2 separate regions of the Mus musculus genome follow, and region 2 is linked to region 1. The links are chromatin loops, found by intact Hi-C in ENCODE. Cell type or tissue: left cerebral cortex. All regions are shown on one strand.

The links. Hi-C counts contacts between places; a loop is a spot of excess contacts. Peaks named below come from ENCODE experiments on the same cell type or tissue, not always from the same donor. Only the 100,000 strongest peaks of a DNase experiment are listed, where the experiment ranks them.
Region 2: a loop joins it to region 1, with 8 times the contacts of the local background. A loop is called at or near these places in 34 of 42 quality-filtered maps.

Annotation. Positions count from the first base shown.
Region 1 is chr5:73,132,934-73,135,433 of GRCm38, forward strand. It overlaps Fryl (FRY like transcription coactivator), which reads right to left. Exons shown (of 63, transcript NM_028194.2): 6 at 313-452. Among named protein-coding and RNA genes, the nearest start is that of 1700071G01Rik, 23 kb to the right of the region's middle. In left cerebral cortex, a CTCF peak has its summit at 1,002 (motif pointing right); a DNase peak (open chromatin) is centred at 1,012.
Region 2 is chr5:73,378,609-73,381,108 of GRCm38, forward strand. It overlaps Gm34583 (a long non-coding RNA gene), which reads left to right. Exons shown (of 8, transcript XR_377017.2): 5 at 1-111; 6 at 956-1,154. Among named protein-coding and RNA genes, the nearest start is that of Gm34583, 8.9 kb to the left of the region's middle. In left cerebral cortex, a CTCF peak has its summit at 1,518 (motif pointing left); DNase peaks (open chromatin) are centred at 1,513, 1,841 and 2,447; H3K4me3 peaks cover 313 bases; H3K27ac peaks cover 487 bases.

The sequences.
Region 1 (2,500 bases):
TAATCCATTGGTAGCTTAAAAAAAAAACAACACCAAAAAAAAAAAAAAAAAAAAAAAAAAAAAACTAGACAAAACTAAACAAAAGGACTAACTTTTCTAGATTAAAAACACAACATGGGATAACTTTTTTAATGGGATTATTAAAGTTTAAGCATGAACACCTTCACTCTTACTTACACACATGGGCATAAACTCTATCTACCTTGTCTCTAAATAAAGTAGATAGTGACACAGTCTCGGCTTGATAACACCATCACCCCATCGACCACAAGTGCCCCACGTCCAGGAAAGACAGTTAGATAAGCCACTTACCCCTTAGACTTTGTGCTCGACCTAGGCCTGTACCCGTAGGATTCATCGTCGGTTCCGTTCTGGCGTCGGTACCAGTCAAACAGGGTTCGGAGTAAGGAGGGGAGACAGTGCTCGGCTACGGAGCTCATAGAGCTTACCAACTGAAAGGCAAGATGGCCGGGTGTGATACGCGTAACAGCGGCAGACAGCAACCTCCCGCTCCACGAGCCACCCCATGGAAATGCAGAGAGGAGAACGTCCTCGATAAAAATCGTGTCTGAGGGCCAGAGGATGAGCCAACGCTTTAGCCATGTAATGAAATAAAATCAGCTGGGGCTTTAGTCGCAACTAGACATCATCCCAAATCCATTCACTTTAGTTAGTAGCTTGTGATCTTCAGGCACACACATGCCACTTGTGTGTGTAAACATCAAGTCTGTCTACTACACCCCTGATTACACTCATGGCTATCTCTAAAGAACAGTGAGCTACGTGGGTGGACCTCTGTTTGTTTGTTTTCATAAGCATCTTCGCGTCATCCCCACTCCCGCCCTGTCATCTTGCCGATGCTTCTATGAACAAGACCCCAGAATGTTAACAAGTTTCTGACAGGTGAGAGTCCCTGGAGTCAAAGACTACATCGTGTGAGGACGGAGGGAAAGGCTCCATCCTGCCATGTTCCTCTGTGAAACAGGAGAACTGCAGTTACTCTACTATCCACAAGATGGAGCCATGTCGAAAACAAACTTCTAGTGACACAGGGATGGCATAATGAAGTGAAGGGTGGCAAACTCTTAAGATGGGGTGTGTCCTTGATGCTGTCTGAATCCACTGGTTTGCATCCGCAATGCCCCTGATGGCTTGTGTGTCTGGCTGGTGCTGGTATTGGAGATTTCGAGAAGTGGAGCTCCTGGCAGGAAGCTGGGGGACAAGTCCCTTGAAGGGAATGTTGGGAGTCTAGGTCCTTCCTGTTTCTCTCTTTACTTATTAGCCATAGCAAACTACTACCAGCAGGTACTGCGCATCCACAGGCGGGTCGCAGTGGGGTCAAGTGACCATGAACTATAACCTCTTGCACCATGAACCAACAAACCTTTCTTCCCCCCGAGTTAATTATCTCAGGTACTTTGTCACAGCAACAGAAAGCTAACACCAAACTCAAGATAAATAGCAATATGATTCCTTTGTTGAATAAACCCGACTTTCCTACACTAGCTATAATGAGTAGCCCCATGGTCATCTATCATCAAGGATTCCAAGAAAATGTCCTCTCTCCCAGGCCATGTCTCTATCTGATACAGCCCACTGCCTCTAAGATTAAAACAGCATAGAGTCAATGCTCCATGGAACTTCGTTGATTTACCTAAAACTCGCAGGCTACAGAATTGTCAAGGGCTTTGTTCAGTTCTGTGACCACGGGAAGTATCTTTTAATGAAGATAAACTGGTAACTCCAGAAATCAAATTCATTCTGTGCTGTCTCGTGCTCTTTATAAACTTCAAAATTAAGTTTATCCAGGAAAAGAAAATATTAATTCCACGGTTTTTGCTTCATTATTCAGGCCTTGTAGGCATCTTCGTGATTTCTAATGTCTTTGGCCACAATTTATTATTGATTACTCTAATTGGACATGCTTTGTCACATTGGAAATTCAAAACAAGATCCTAATTGAATTGCTCAATGTGTTTATAAATTACACTTTAGGAAAATGAACAGTGTGTCTCAAACATAACTTCACTTAGGATCTAGGAAAGAAGAATAAAACATTGTCCGCTCTGATAAACACGTAATAAATCAATTCATACAACACAATGCGTTTTTCTGTGAGCAAACCATCTAGCACCCACTTGCAGTTTTAAATGACCGCTTACATTTAAAAGAAAAAAAAAAAAAAGAAAAAAAGAAAATTTCCTGAGACCAGCATTGAGTCAGAGTTCGTCCCTGATTGTACGCTCACGGATGAAGCCAGATGCTACGGGTCTCATTACTTCTGTAGTGGAGATCCCCTAGAAGACCTGAGTAACCCACTGCTACCTTCCTGCCTGTGGTTTCTTGGTAGAGCAGTGTCTACCCACTGGGCGCGTGCAGAATGCTGGATCCTAGACAGTGGGTTGTAAACGCTGGTGGCTCTATTGAAGAACTCTCTCGTGGTGATGAAGATTTAGGGAAACTAGTCAGATCCAGCAGCTCGGGCTCTGATGAGCCAGGA
Region 2 (2,500 bases), 250 kb after region 1:
GTCTTCAAGCAATGAAGGAGAAGGTGGACTCTGGGTCCAGGAAGGCTGCAGAACTGTAGACAAAGGCTCAGAAGCTCAAGCAGACATGTGACATGAGAACTCAGGTCACTGGTGGGTCATACAAATGGAGCTATGAGTAAATATTATAACATCTAGTATTTCCATTAGTTTCTTAAACATTCTGGGAAGCACAACACTTTTTGTGACTCATAGTCTACTAAATATTAGAAGACAGCATACATAAATTCATCATTTAGTCAACATGTACTTGTTATTATTTTATTTCATGTGTTTTGGTGTTTTGTCTACATGTATATGTGTGCCCTGAGTGAGTGCCTGGTGCCCTCAGAGACCAGAAGAGGGCATCCATTTCCCTGGAACTGGAATTAAAGATAGTTGTAAGGCACTATGTGGGTGCTGGAAGTTAAACTCAGGTCATCTTGAAGAGTAGTCACTGCTTTTAACCACTGAGCCATCTCTCCAACCCCTAGTCAACAAGTATTAAATGTTGCTTTAGGCTTTGGTAACACAGCAGTAAGTCAGACATGATGTCAGACTTTTGGACATTTGCATTGTAGTAAGGGGAGACAAAGAGGAAAAAAGTAACAGGAATGAATGCTTCAAGAGAAACGAGCAAGGCTAACCACCTTAGTTTAAAACTTCGTTAAAATAATGAACAAGCCAAGACAATGGCCACTTCCTAGTGAGCTACTTCACCAACTGGTCTCCTTACAAATGTTACAAAATGTAAGACTGGGCTTCAAAGCTGCCTTCTCTACAAGAGAATGGGCTTAAAAGGTTTTATTGTATCAGGGTAAGCAATTATTCAGTTCAATATGAAAATGCCCAGGATACTTCAACACAATGCATATTGACACTTAATTTCCAGGGACTACACTAAGAGTCCGAGAGCCTCGGCATCAGTAGGTAAACACAGTTGTTGTTTTCTCTTCAGTGGATCTATGCACAGAATGAGATGCCTAAGATGCAAAGATACAGAAGACACCACCATCCGGCTCTCTCTTCCTTTGACAGAATCTCTCTGTGTAGCCCAGGCTAGCATGAAGCTCCCGATCCACTGCTTCAGCCTCCTAACTACTTTGTCTACTTTGACAATGTTCCACTCCACAAGAGAAAACAAATTCAGAACAAAGGTAAGAAATGATGGTTCTGGTTCTGAGTACTGAGTGCCAAGTACTGAGTGCTGAGTACCCAGAGTGTTGCTTTGCTGAAGTCGAGGGGCCACATTTAAAAAGTAAGGGGAAGTAAGCGCACAGAAGGAACTGATATTTATTGGGAGCAGTGCTCCCTGCATTGGCAGAGATGCTCCATAAATATTCGTTCGATCACTTGTCATCCTTCAGGAAAGGATGTTGTAGCTATTTCACAGGTCAAAGAAGCAAGGCACAGGGAGATTAAATAGTTTTGGGCAGAGTAAGCTACAGATCCACAGGCCCAGTCACTAAGAGGCTCACAGTCTCTCCACTGTCTAGCTGTGGATAAGAGTGCCCCCGTGTGGCCAAAATTTTCAGTCTGAGCAAAGGAACAGAGTGGGCATGTATAGGCAGAGATGAATTTAGGAGCAATAAGGGCTTAGGAGTTCTTAAACTATATCATTGCCAGAACATGGTACACACCCAGAGAATCCACCTACTATCTTAGAGTCAGGGACTGACATCTCTGTCCTGGTTTTAGGAAGAAAAGTGTGATGGGGAGGAAGTTGGGGGTAGGTGGGGTAGTGGGGAGAAAAGGCTGGAAGACCATAAAAGGTATTGCTGTGTGCTAATATAGAGGACCGTGAGGCTGACGTAGGAGACTGGCGGTGGATGCAAGCCAACAGGGTAAGATTGGGGAAGGTGGAAGAAATGTCTCCACCCCTTGCTGATCTCACAGTTGCTGGGTATAGATGATGCAGCTTTGGGGCATGGCATTGCCATCACCAAGACGGGCAAATCACAAAGGGAACGCAGTGAGTGAGTAGAAGAGATTTTGGACTTAGTGGGTGAGGACATCCAAGAGAGCAAGGTACATGACGACGTGCAGGAAAGATGAGCCAAGTAAAGAAGAGACTAGAACAACGCTGTGCTAGACTTTCCAGGCTCTGGGGACAGCTGAGGCTAGAACGATGAGAAAGAGAGAGGAGTGAGCCAGAAGAGGAGAGAGACAAGGGGAAGGGGAGTCTGCCGAGGAAGGATGAAGACAGAGGGAAGCATAGTTGGGAAGGAGAAGCGCTATAAAACCCAGGTAAGAGGGATGAGGCCTAAAGAGGAGGAGGTGGCTAATGGGTTACTCCTGGGAGCCTCCCTGAGACAGGCTTCCTGCAGGGCGGAAGCCGCAGCAAGATCTGAGGATGGGTGATTGGTGGGCGGGAATGAAGGTACTCTCTGTTCTCAGAGAGCTAGACAAGCAGAGGCTAACACAAGGAACAAGTGCCAAGAACCCTCAGTGGTCCAACACCGGCTGCTGTCCCGATCCATTGCTAGAACGGGGAGAAGAGAGT